Regions from separate parts of the Homo sapiens genome. Here regions 1 and 2 are each linked to region 3. A link is a contact called in ENCODE Hi-C data. All regions are on one chromosome and are shown on one strand. Each heading gives the region's core, a stretch centred on a gene start or an enhancer-like site at or near the end of the contact. The rest is flanking DNA. Distances are from core to core; before and after follow the strand shown.

Region 1 (4,683 bases), core at 249-2,748, 210 kb before region 3:
TTGTCACCGCACGGCGGCCGGGACCGCAGCCCCTGGGTGCGCAGTGCGCCTCTCGCTGCGCCCTCCTAGAGCGCGGGTCCCGTGCCTGTGCCCGGCGCGACGCGATCTCCCTGCTAGTCGGGCTCCGCGTGCTCCCCGCGCTTCCCGCAGCCTCCGCGCAGCCCGCAGCGCCCTCCAGCCCCGCCTCGCGGCCGCGGGAACCCGGCGCCTGCAGCCCCGCCCGGAACCGACCGCCAGGCGCTGTTGCCGCCGGCCACGCAACGCGGGGCCTCTGCCTGGCACCAGCCCCAGGTGCCTTGTCTCGGGTCGTGCTGTCGCGCGACACTGGGGACCCAACAGGCCGCCGGCTACTCAGCTGGCCCCGCAGCTTCCCTGCGGCTCAGCGGCCTCCCACCCAGGAGAAAACCACATTTGATGAGAGTTTTGAATCAAGCCGAGCGTTCCCCCAGATGTTCAGCTACCTCAATTTCTAATGATTCCACAATCCCTTGTGATTCATCTCTTTCCTCCTAAGGGTTGCCAATGGCTCAAAGTTTAGACTTGGGATATAAAAAACGCTATTCACAGCCTTATTAGGAGGAGTAGGTGGGGAAGGGGAACTGGATACTGAATGGATTTTTTAATCTACGGAGAAAAATCACTCAACTGAGACCCGGCCTCTTTAATTTTCCTTTCTGAATCTCAGTGACTTCCTCTATAAAATAAAATGCAAAACAATGATATCTCACCTGCGTCAGAAAGTTGGTCACATGGTCTCATGAAGTCTCTTTCAAGGCTAAGATCTCTATGATTTTGTGATCAGTAGATTGAAATTTAAGATTAGAAACAGGTTATTTCTTGAAAGCAGTAAATGGAGGGCATTATGTGTGAATCAAGTACCAGAAGCAGGGGGTCTTTGTCTCTCCCTCTCCCCAGATGGGGCAGGGTCTCCACACTCTGAAATGTTAGTGTCAGTAACACATAATCAGGAAGTCGAATATGCGGATTATCTAGTCCTTTAGGATTCTTTGCACCATTGATTCTTTCCACTAATATTGATAACCCAAAGTTAATGACATATTGTGAGTTTCTCTTCTTTGCCTTCATGTTTTCAATCCTGGAGACAGAAAAAGGAACTAATTCTCTTCTTTTAAAACAAAAACAAAAACAGAAAAAATCAATCCCATTGATCAATGTGGAAAACCAAAGACCCAAGACTCCCCTGTGCCAAATCCCTCCCATGACCCTCCACTGTGATTCAAATTGGAGTGTTCTGGAAAATGCCGGTTCGAATTGCAAGGAGGCAGAATCAATCTCTCTCTCTCTCTTCAAAGGAGACACAGGCTCTTCTCAGGGACATTCCCTTATGTCTTTTTGATGCAGGAGGTTTAAGAGTCTCCATCTTAAAGCCCGCTGAGTTGGCTGAATGCTGACTTTAGGTGCCCACTATGAGCAGTGTAGTGCCCAGTCCTCAGAAAGAATCTAGAGTATTTTTACAGAACGAATTGCCTTTGTTTACCTTTCTGAATCATTTCATGCATGTTGTTGTTTTTGACCCACCCTTTTGCTAGGATACAAGAGCCAACCTTCTGTAAGAGGGGGAGAAAAAGAAGGAAGATGTGTGAGCTCCCCCTGGTGCTTTCCCGCATTCAGGCCAACTGAAAGGAGCTGCAAGGAAACACGTCTACACAGGCATCAGGAAAAAGAAAATATCTGGATTATTTCCTTTAAAAAGGCCTGTTTCCATGCTGATGGGCCTCAGAGCAAGACTTCCAGGCTTCGGGCCTGAATTCTGTATGTCATCTTAGGAGGAATTCTTGCCTTGTCAGAGAACGTGTTTCTAAAACAAAATTTCAAGTGGGGGATTTGCCAAGCTGTCCTGCGGACAGGATTACTCTTGGAATCAAACGGGATTACTTTTTGTCCAGAATTGTTCCCTTTGTTAGGCTAGTTATTCTTTGACTGAATAATTTTCACACACTTCTCTTTGTATGTGTTGACAGCACAAAGATATCACAGGAATCTGGTACCAGCCAATTTGACTGGTGGTGACTTTAATTCCAGACAATATCTCCTATCCTAATAATAACCTGTATTCGTAATGGCCTCTTTAACACTGGGGGTCAGGGACTTCTGTGGACTCCAGTCATCTGTGAAGATCGTCGGGGAGATTTCACTCAGTCTATTCAGTATATCCAGTATAGTGGCCTGAAACAATTTATCAACGTGTAGTCAGTCAGTCCTGCTCTTGGTCCATACAGTGGAGAGTCTAAAAGATGTGTGAAATACATTCCCTACCTACACATGGGCAAATCACTTAAAGGAGCAAACTTTAATGTTCACTAACATAGTTAAAATGGATGGGCCAACATTATCATGGTTCTTTCACCTCCTAAGTAAATGCAAAGCTTTTCTTCACTCCATTTTGTATGTGTAATTTTGATTGAGTGGGAATCTTGTAAAGCCAAAAATGGAACTGAAAGCCCACTCATAAGACCATAAGTTTTTTTTTTAATTTTTAATTTTTCTTTTCAGGCAGGGTATTGCTGTGTCGCCCAGGCTTGAGTGCAGTGGTGCCATCATGGCTCACTGCAACCTCTGCCTCCCAGGATCAAGCGATCCTCCCACCTCAGCCTCCTGAGTAGCTGGGACTTACTGTTGTGCACCACCACAGCTGGCTAATTGTTAGAATTTTAATTTTTATTTTTTTGTAGAGACAAGGTTTTACCATGTTGTCCAGGCTAGTCTTGAACTCATGGACTCAGGTTAACCACCTGCCCCAGCCTCCCAGAGTGCTGGGATTACAGGCATGAGCCACCACGCCTGGCCAAGACCATAAATCTTAATTAATCTAGTTCATAGTCTCAAATTCATTCTACTCTCTGATTTTTATTTCTCCCAACTTACTGTGTGCACGCACCCCCCCTTTTTAATGACATTTCTCTGATTTGCACTGCCATCCTCTCTCCTACTTCAGTGATCCAGCATCCACAATTCATTTTGTCATAGGTGAGGCTTACCTCTTTCCTGTCAGTTCTTCACCTGTACAGATTGCTTCCTTTTCTCTTTTTGCACTTATTGTTTGCAACACCCAATGACTTCTTGTAGAGAGCCCAATTCTGTAGTTGATAAAACCCACACATGCACGTATGTTACATCTGGCTCGGAATTGGAAGCTCCATGGAGAAAGGAAATGGCTTTTGTTTCTTCAGTATCTTCACACTCCCAAATGTGCTGATATCTTTAGTCGTTCTTAGCTAAATGAGTCAATTGAAATAATAATCTGGAGGGATTTTTTTAAATCTCAAAAATTTTCTAAGTCCCATGTCTCTTAAATGAAAAATTGTCAAATGAAGGAGCCATTTTCAGGATTTTAATTTATGTATTAATGGTACTCTACTTCCACCCCAAAAGGATTTAAGGTGAGCTTAAAATATTATGAAAATAAGATAAGATTATTAATTCCATCCATGCAAGCTCTAAAATCTTCTATTTCTAGATACTAATCTAAACAATGAAGAGGTTATTTTTTAAAGACAAAAGGTGTGCTTTATAATATCTCTCATTATCATGTTAAGAAAAAAAACCAAAAACACAGATAAAAAATTTCAGAAATATTTTTGCGTTTTCTTTGCATATCATACACATACACACACACACATACATACATACACAGTCACACTAGAACTGTACTGGCAGTGAACATAGGTTGTTTAAAGTATAGCTATTCAACTGTCATATAAAGTGAAATCTATATTTTCTCTCTCCCTATATGACTATATATTTAACATCTCTATGCATATGTGTGTGCATACATATGTATATGTTATATACACACACTCCACATTATTATTTCAAAGGGGATTTTGCTCCTTCTGGCTACCAGCAATAACTAGTCAATATTTACACTCTTGAATATCGATGACATCATGCATACACAGGAAAGCTGTGGAAAACATCTCCATTTTCAAACAGAGTTTTAATTATTTGTAAAGACTTCAATTGTTCACTAATGTCATGGATTGGTCCTCACAGTGTGAAGTGCAACTGCCCAGATCCCCCACAGTATTATAAATAGTCTTCTAAAGCCGGGTTGATTGATGTTTGGCATAAAACTCTATTCCTCTGAGCACATATATTCCTTCTGTTCACTATTTTCATAGAAAAATACCAGGGCTGATTTTTTATTCAAATCTCCAATTTATGCAGGGTTTAAACTACTAAATACTTAAAGCCGTTTTCAGATCTTTCCCCCCTTTTCTGTTAGGTAGGTAACTAAATCTTTGGCTTCAATGCAAATAAGAATTGGAGATTTAGCAGATTCCTGTGGGGGAGAGGAAGAGTTTATTAATTATATTGAGAATCAAATAATATGCTTCTTTGACACTAATGTTCCATCTTTCTCCACCCCAAGTATCCTATGGGACAACTTTAAAGCCTTTATCAGGGTCTAAATTACTGCATTTATGGTTCCTTAGAAGTAGGAATTTAATGAATGGCATTCTGAGTTGAAGAGAGAATTTGAAGGTTTAAGCTGCAACGGTGAAGCAATTTTTTTCAAAGTATGTGGCAGGGATTGTAATATAAAACATCAAAAAAAGCACAATAAAATACATTTTCATGAGTGTTAATAAATTTTTAATACTGATGAAATGTAAATTTTTCCTTCATGACCCTTATCTGCATTTGACAGAGTCCAACAGA
Region 2 (4,758 bases), core at 1,680-4,179, 200 kb after region 3:
CAAACAGATGGAGATTTTCTGCAAGGGTAGAAGAATAATGAGAGTGGCAATGAAGGTCAAAGAACATGCTGCGGTCCTCTCTTTTCCTCTCCTAAGTCACTTGGGCTCCAGGGAGTGAACAACCTCTGCTCTTTCCAGCCCCAGGAGAATCTGTGGCCCCAGGGAAAGCCAAACTTCAGTTAATGCAAGGAGTGTAGTGAGTATTCTTAGAAGACATCCAGGCAGAAGAGGAGGAAATGGAAGAAAGCCCAGTCGAGGTTGGAAATAAGAATGGTGAAGATGGGTTCAAGGAACAAAGGGCAAAGAGTTTTGTAAAGTGGAGCTCCTGTCATGGAGCAGGAGGAAATGCATCTGGACAGATAGTCTGATGACGGTGCCTGGGCAGCCTTGAACTCTGAGTTGAATTCTACAGCCAGCAATGAGCACTCTTCCGGCAGCCTCCAAGTAGGTGATTAATGTGGCAAAAGCTGATGTTTCAAAAAAAAAAAAAAAAAAAAAAGGTTTGGAGTGCTGGGCAGGATGAATGAAATAAGAAAGAAATTTGAATCGAGGATTTGTCCCTCCTGGGGCCTGTGAAAACCCCATTTGACCTCGTACACCAGATTTACAAAAGAAGAGCCTATGGAGCTGTTATCTTTAACATCTTCAATACACTAGATGTGGCTTGAGAAGGCATTGGTTAGGCTCCTCTGAATGGAATCAATTGTTTCTGACCATCTGAGTGGTTGAGGGCAGAGCAGTAGATCATCCAGTGAAGTGATCCGTCAACCCAGACAGCTTAACATCTGAATTACGATGCATGGCCTGATGGGTCACTGCAGTCATTGTCCAGCACGCAACCTTCTAACAGCCAAGTTAACACAGCACATAGCCATGGCATCTGCCTTAAAAGCCTGGAGTGGAGAAAAGGAGTCCTGGCACAGGTCAGTGTCGAGGTGAAACCTTTTATCTTCATCCTGTCACATTATTTGTCATTTCCATATGGGCCACTGACAGCTGTCAGTCAAGTAAAGCTTACCCTGCCGCTGGCAATCTCAAGGCATACAAAAAAGAGACTAACGAAAGCCTGTCTTAATTAGGTGATAATTAAACATTCCAGCCAGAAACCTCCAATCAGTCTGACAGAACACACCCGTTCAAAACATGGTTTTGCAGCGATATTCCAACAGACTGATAAGGTTTTGCCTCTCTGGGAATTAAAAAAAAAAAAAAAAGTTCAAGGTTCATCAAGTATTTTGCAGATTTGACGTGAGGATTAAGCAGGAATAAATATACCTAAAGGGAATCAAGAAACGGGGAGCGTCCCTAGGGAACTGCATTCCTCTCCTCCTGCGAAGACAGTCAGGTTACAACCAGCACCCAGAGGCGCAGTCTCAAAGGTGGAAAAGAAGCGAGAAAGGGCCTGCGTTCTGACAGTGCTGCGCATGCTCACGCCGTGCGCATGCTCAGAACGAATTACAATAGACGCGTTTCTCCCACGTTGCCTCGCTAATGGCGTGGATGGGTACAAGGAGCACTGCGTGTGTACCTGTGAGCCTCAGCTCCTTCTAATTTAGTGACAGAGCTACCATTCTCATCTCCACATAGTATCTCCTGAGTAACTGTCCAGTTCTCAGGCGGCTTAACTCCCACTAAGCCCCGAAGAGATAGATTTTCTATTTTTTAAAACGCAAGCCCCTATAAAGGGATAGACGGTGCTTCTTTTAAAGAGCTTTTAAATATTATTAAACTCAAATTTTCCTCTCTAGCAGGTTCATGGCATGTAGAGTTAAATATAGAAAGAGCGTTTGCACAAAGCCTGTATTTGATTAGTTCCCTTCTTAACTGATATAATTAAATATTGAATTGACCCAGAGTGCTGAATATTACTTTCTGGTGGGACCTGTGCCACCAAATACCTAAAAGCCTTTAGTTGTTTCTTTGCTGCAATGGATCAAATTAAGCTGCAGTTCCCCAGGCCTCATTTGACCTAAAACTGTTTTAATGCTGAAATGCTTTTCCAGGTATCTTGCCAGTTGCCGTTGATCTAAGACTTAATAAGACATCACTTGGGGTTCCAGCAGCAGCCTGTATGGGGCTGAACAGTCTAACAGTGGGGCACTTCTGGAAAAAATTCCTAAGTTCTATTTCTATTTTATAGCTATCACCAATACACAAACACACATGCCCCACCACCCCCAAGAGGGAGGCATTACTTGTAGTACTGGTGTTATTCCTTAGAAATCTTACTACAAGGAACTTAGACATTTTATCTTTACAGCTAAACTCTAACATTAAGAGGCAAATTAAAAAGAGGAAAACTAAAGCCTCTGATGAGCTGGGAGTCAAGGACATCAAGATAGGAGATCCATTAGACTAGAAGTTTCCCATACCATTCAACTCAGGCAGTTTCTGTAGAACCACTCACAAAGATTTAACAATTTTCACCAACCTTATGAAGAGTTGCATAACTCCACTTCTTCCTCTTCATGTTCAGTTTTTCAGGGTCTCCTCCTTTGTTTCTTCTGAGATAAGAACCCAATATCCAATTCTTTAATTTGCCATTCTCAAACAAAAGCAACCACATTTTCAGTCAACTTCAAAAGTATTTTGATGTCACTGTTACGACTCAGTGTGTTTTCCTCTCTTCATGTGATTGAAATCCCTTTGTAAACTCTGAGAAAACTTGTTCTGAATTTTTTAAGAGGTTCAGCATGTTCAACCAGAAAACTTGTTCGTGCAGAACAGGAGTACATACCTCGAAGCTTCTGTTTCTAAGAGTTTATTGCTGGCTGAAGTAAAGGTTCTGATGGCCAGGATCAAATCATTCACCAAGGACACTGAGTGGTTTCTATTGCTGAATCTTGCACTTTGCTTCCCAAATAAAGTGTTTCCACCCGAAAGACCATTTTTAAGGGGCTGCTTCACTGTCTCTTCCTCCCACGCTAATTAATTTTTGGTTTCTAAGTCCTTAGTGTTTCTGCATTTGAATACTTCACTAAAAAACAATTAATCTGCTTGTGTGAAGAAGTGCGGGTCTAAGTACACTCAGATTAATTATTTGCCAAAGACTCTTTCAAATTATCTCTATCCCTGGTCCCAGGTAGTTACTTATCTATAGGGGAGGTGGCATACCTAATTGTAATCCTGATAAATAAATATATGGTTTTGAAGTTTGCTGTTTGTACTGGTCATTTGCCTGTTGGCTGTCAGATCCATTCACACTTCCTTCCCTCGTTCTGCTCTGTAGAGAGCTAATCTCTACAAGTTATAATTCCCAGATGCTCTTGCTCACTGGCTTCCATTAAGGTTAAATCAATGGGCAGCACTGGTGGAAACTGGAGGGTGGGAGGGGAGAGCGGCCCACCTCCTCATCCCTCACGTAGTACCTCCAACAGCTCCATCGTAGTTGCAGCCCATGTCGTGGTCCCAGCTCCCACCAGACTTTCTTCGTAGTTCTAGCTCCCACCTGTTAGTCAATCTGGACTCCCATCTTTTCCCTTTATGACCCTAAGAGTAGCAGCACCTCACCTATTTTCAGCCCCTCCAGCAACTCTATAGTGAATTACTTTTATTAAATTCCTTCAATTGAAATATCTGGCTTGTGCTCTCTTTGGAACATTAGTAATAGAGTTTTATTAATTCCACAATTTAAAAATGTTTTAATAGTTACAATTTAGAAAGCAGGTATAGAGTAAAAAATAGAAATCAATACCACTAAACACATACAGAGAAACATTTCCCTGTGCAGCAGGAAGGAGTAAATTATGCCATGAGGAAACACAAGCAATGTGGATGAGCTGGCCATCTTTGTTTGTAAACGAGGAACACAGGCTGAGAATGCCCAGCCACACATGCCATCAGCAGTGGCACCAGTGAGAGAGCCCAGATCTTCTCCAGCTCTAGCTGATGGGTACTTTGATTATAAAAAGTATGTCCACATTGAGAGCACAATGGAGAATTCAGATAAGTTTCCTGATAACCTAGTCATTAGAGCCTTTGTTCCGGTCATTTCATTGATGACCAAATGTTAGTAACCAACTATAATTTTATAGGCTAGAGTTTTCTAAATTCAGCCACAAAGTGCAACCACATTGATATATAATCTCTGGATTATGCATCCAGGGAGCCTATTTTCCTGGGAGTTACTAGATATTTCTTTCTTCCTCTCTGCTAAAATTAATACCATATCTGAAACAGAGAAGGGGATTAAAAATCACTTGCCTTAATTTTTAAATTTTTAATTATGACTTTAAAAACACATAAAATTTATTATCTTAACCATTTTAAGTGTACTTAACTGTACACTTAAATAGTGTTCAGTATGTGTTATCAGATATATAATTCAGTATATCTTATCAGATATATACTTCAGTAGTGTTAAGTATGTTCACATTTTTGTGCAAGCAAGTTCCAGAACTCTTTATCTTGAAAAGCTGAAACTCTGTACCATCAAACAATTCACCATTCCCTGCCTCCCCCTAGCCTCTAGTAACCACCATTCTAATTTCTCTTTATGAATTTTTCTATTTTAGGTACTTCATATAGGTAGAGTCATACCATATTTTTTTGTGTGTGACTGGTTTATTTCACTTAGCATAATGTCCTCAAGGTTAATCTATGTTGTAACATTTGTCAGAATATCCTTCCTTTCTCGAAGCTAAATGGTATTCCATTGTATGTATATACGACTTTTTGATTATCCATTGATATTGTTTGGATGTGTGTCCCTTTCAAATCTCATGTTAAAATGTAATCGCCAATGTTGAAGATGGGGCC
Region 3 (4,490 bases), core at 1,445-3,944:
CTCCTGACTTCGGGCGATCTGCCTGCTTCGGCTTCCCAAAGTGCCGGGATTACAGGCATGAGCCAGCGTGCCTGGCCATTTTAAATAATTTTTAATGATTTTTTCCAGAATTATATATTTTCAAGATTTTCTTTTAGGGTTTCAGCATTCGTGATTATGGCATTTGGAATTTTGTCTTTCAGGATTATGATTGGCTTGCCTTGCTGCCACATAGAGTGGTTCTCCAGTCCTGCTTCTCCTGAGTGGGCCTGGCATTGCTAGTCTAGGCTGAGATAATTTGCCACTTTTCCCATTTTTACAGGTAGGCAGGCTTGGTACTCCAAGTAGGGCAATTCTCCTGGGATGTCCACTTCTTTCTTGCCCCTTTGAGTCAAGTTACTCCCTGCCTCATATTTCCCAGACCACTGCGCTTGGTGTTGAGATGCGCTTTCTGCTGTGAAGGCCTGTGAATCCAATTACAGCTTTCATCCAGAGTTCCAGCTGCTTTCCTTTATATTCCAGAAATACAATGGATCAGTCCACTGTTTTAGACTTTCCAAACTTCACTAGGTCACGTTGCCAGTGCAATGCTCTTACTACCATTGGGGAGTAGTAGGGAGTAGAATTGGTTTTGATGTGCCTTATGTTATGAATGGATGATCTGAGCTATTTGCAAAGATTTGCATAATCATTACATACATTATATACAATCAACCCACATATTCACTTATCCTAAAGCAAATTGAGCTGAAAACAGAACTTCAGTTTTGAACACTTTCTCTCCCTGCCCCCATTCCAGATCCTCTTATTTCGTGTCTGGGAATGCACCACTACACATTCATGTGCCCAAACCTGAAACTTGAGCATCTTTCCTATCTACTCCTTTCCCTTTATACTTCCCATCTAATCACTTACCAATCCCCATCCTTCTATTTCATTTCTCATATATATATATATATATATATATACATATTTTGCTACATCCTCAACACCTCATCTTATTCATTCATTCTTTCGTCTCTGAATTCCTAATACAGGCTCCTAAACAGGTCTCGCTGCTTGATAATCTCAGCCCCTTCCAACTCATATTCCACAATTCTTTCAGTGATCTTGTAAGAATATAGGTCTTATCGTGTCACTTCCTTCTCAAAGTCCAGTTTTGAGTCCTTCGTGTGTTCGGCATGTGATCTGGACTCTGACTTGGCATTTAAGGCACCATGTGATGTAGCTCCCATCTATGCTTCCAGTTCACCTCCCTCCCATTCTGTTCCCCTGCCATCTTTAATTACTAGCAGCCACCAAATGCACCAGGTGGTATCATGCCTCCTTGCTTTTGAGCAGTTTGCTTTTACTAGGATGCCCCCCTCCTGTACTATTTTTTCTAGTTTCTTAAAAACTCTTTGACTATTAGTTCTTCCCAAATGCATTTCCCATCTCACCTTCATCTATGCCTCCATTGCACTTATCTCCATAACTGCCTTTTGCTCCTATTAGATTATGAGTAGGGATTATGTTTTGTTTTGTTGTCTAACACATATGAATAACCCTAATTATAATGATTTCTTAGCACTTGCATGCTTTTTCACTCAGCCATGAAAATAATGGCTGCATAGTTGCCTCATATATTTAATTTAACATATTAAGTTATTCATTTTAACTCATACTTACCTTATCAGGTAAGCTACTGTTATTTTTATTTTCATTTTGTAAAATGAAGGTGCAGATTGCTTAGGAAGTTTCCCCAAGTTACACAGTTGCTAAGTGACAGAGCCAGGATTTGAACTGAGACATCTGACTCCAGAGGTCACTTTCTTGTTCATGCTGCTTGAGGGCTGCCCTGGGTGCTTGATAAATATCTCATTTGTGGACATTAAGATGGGAGTAAGAACTTTGGGAAGATACTCCTTACCCTTCTAGACCATTTGTACCTCTTAAAAGAGGCAAAATGTTTAAGCTGGTACTGGGACCTTTTCCCACTTATGGCTTTCTCCTCATGAGTCCATAGTGTAGTATGTACCTTCCTTTACTCTCTGACCCTTCGCATGATCAGTGTTTTCTTTCTTAGAACATAATCCAATACCCTTACAATCATGATAATGATGATGCGAGTTAACATTTCCAGGATGTTGACTGTATCATATTAAAAAATTTACCACTGACAGTAGAATAAAGCCCCTATAGACCTTGGTAAAGAAATTTTAAACAAAATTTGTTGTATGTATTCATGCCATAAAGGCAACAATCCCCACTGCTTGCATGCAAGCTGCCCTTTTTGGGATTTTAAGCTTCTTCCTGCTGTCATCGGGATGTAAAGGCTGACTTGATCCTTTTTTGACTAGCCCCAGCCTGCACCCCTCAGAAACCTGACTTAATTTTCTCTCCTACCACCACTCAGTCCCACACCTGGGGAAGCCACAATGCAATTAATAGTTGCATTACTTAGGGAAATTATTCAATCTTGCTGAGCCACAGTTTCTGTCTCAGTTTTTTTTCTGTTGTTGTTTGTTTTGTTTTTTTGAGATAGGGTCTCATTCTGTCACCCAGGCTGGAATGCAATTGCATGATTATAGCTCACTGCAGACTCGATTTCCCAGACTCAAGAGATCCTCTTGCCTCAGCTCCTGAGTAGCTAAGACTACAGGTGCATGCTTCCATGCCTGGATAAACTTATAAAATTTTTTGTAGTGATATGGTCTCACTATATTACCCAGTTTGGTCTGGAAATCCTGGCCTCAAGTGATCTTCCTGCCTCAGCCTCCCAAAGTTCTGGGATTACAGGTGTGAGCCACCCGCTCTGGCACTTACCTCTTTCAAATGAGAGTAACAATTATTCCTGCTTCATAGAGTCACCTCCTCTGGTCTGTCTTCCCTGACCCTGTCATCTCAGGAAAGAATTAACCTCCTCTTCATTTTAGTGCTTATCTACTTTGCTCGGACCAATGTGTGCGTCACACTCTACTGTAATTGTTTGTTTATTTGTCTGCCCCACCTACTGAATAGTTAATATCTCAAGGACAGGGACAATATCATAGTTTTGAGTCCCTTATCCCTAGATCACCTGTTGGACTGAATTTCCACAACTACCACCCACCTTTCTCGAGAGTCTCTCAATTGTAGCTGCTTTACATCCATAAAGCCACCCACATCATCCACTTGGATTTCAAATCACTTGAGTAAAACTGAGGGGGTAACATACTAGGGATCCTACTCACCTTAGACAGGAGAACACAGAAATGCTTCTGGTCATGGTATTCAAGCTTTGTCCCATCAAACCATACTAACCAGGCCATCCTAAGTCTAAGGGATGGACAAGAACTTCTGCTGATGATTCAGCCAAAATATCTATGACATCTTACAAGAGGTTTCCATTTCTACACCAGAATTTAGACAGGAGGTGAACTGTGAGTTGATTTCCGGAAGAGTGGCTCTGAATGGGGGGCGGGGTTGTTGGAGACATGCTGTCGAGAGGTGTCTGAGTCTGCAGAATTTGTGATGATAGCCGGTTCCTTGGATAGTACTCTTCCTCATCCTCTTCCAAATCTCATGGTCTATTACAGCTTAGGTGTCCAGAGATTCGTTTGTGCTGAATATTATTTGGAACATTGAATCAAGCATACATCTTTTTAATAGTTAGGGTTATCCCTCTCTCCGGGGATAATTTCACCTGGGACATTGAGGAAATGGAGCTTGGAGTATGTGCACTTCCTGTCATCAAAGAGAGGAGGAGAGGGCGAGCACATTCCGAGTGTGAGCAAGCGGAACCCCTCCTACAGATGTGCCTTTCACTCTCATTTCCTGCTCCAGACCAACCCTTCGGAGATTATTTTCAGGGAGATCTCCCTCTTCTTGTGAGGCCAGAGACTTTTCTAGTTATAAGGCTGGTGCATGTGACGTGTCTGGGCAAGCATACAGCAAAACCACAGAGAAACCAGGGATTAAAGAAATGAAACTGGGCAAACTAAAAAACGCCTTTTGCAGAACTTCTCTTAAGCTTGAGATAAACACCTCCACCTTCCCTCCTCCCTCTTCAAGTTCACAGTTTATTTTTCACTGTGTTCAGCTTGTGGCAGTAACCTCTACTAGAGAGAAGGGAAAATGAGTTGTCCTAATGAGGTGGCTTCCCTAAGCAGCACAATCCTCTGAGTTCAGGACTGAAAGAAAGTGAGAAGAATCCCTCCTGGGATGAGATCTTAAAAGGCAAGGAAACAACGGCCTCAGTCATTTGAGGATGAGTGCATTTTCCCAGTGGGTGCATTGAGAACCATCTTCCTTCAGGCATACTCTGTGGACTTGTGATTTCGGCACTGGCCCAGTCTAAGTCACAAAGAGCAGACAACTCTGTCCCCTTTTCCAGAAATATCAGACTTATGGGAAGATTTCTTCTGCAGATTCCTGTCTTCTTTCTCTTACCTGTAATGAATCATATCTGAATGATGCTTCCACCGGCCAAGTTCCAAGTGCCATCTTTTCCTTCAAGGAAAAGGCCCATAAGTCCTCTCAAGCGATTCTCA

Evidence for each region. Hi-C counts contacts between places; a loop is a spot of excess contacts on that map. Pooled maps may share reads with other maps.
Region 1: a map of ovary shows a loop between it and region 3 (2.0-fold over the local background). The contact joins the promoter of LINC01415 here to the promoter of LINC03092 in region 3. A Hi-C loop is called at or near these places in 10 of 168 maps with a recorded cell type or tissue (Right ventricle myocardium inferior, cardiac septum, endothelial cell of umbilical vein and 4 more) and 4 of 50 pooled maps.
Region 2: a pooled map shows a loop between it and region 3 (2.0-fold over the local background). The contact joins the promoter of LINC03069 here to the promoter of LINC03092 in region 3. A Hi-C loop is called at or near these places in 3 of 168 maps with a recorded cell type or tissue (Right ventricle myocardium inferior, cardiac septum and endothelial cell of umbilical vein) and 6 of 50 pooled maps.

The regions. Positions count from the first base shown.
Region 1 is chr18:55,780,227-55,784,909 of GRCh38, forward strand. It overlaps LINC01415 (long intergenic non-protein coding RNA 1415), which reads right to left and starts at 1,499. Exons shown (of 2, transcript NR_145452.1): 1 at 729-1,499. LOC105372130 (a long non-coding RNA gene) reads left to right here. Exons shown (of 9, transcript XR_007066382.1): 3 at 4,673-4,683.
Region 2 is chr18:56,188,333-56,193,090 of GRCh38, forward strand. LINC03069 (long intergenic non-protein coding RNA 3069) reads right to left here and starts at 2,930. Exons shown (of 9, transcript NR_148972.1): 1 at 2,432-2,930; 2 at 1-18.
Region 3 is chr18:55,993,517-55,998,006 of GRCh38, forward strand. It overlaps LINC03092 (long intergenic non-protein coding RNA 3092), which reads left to right and starts at 2,695. Exons shown (of 2, transcript XR_001753454.2): 1 at 2,695-4,490.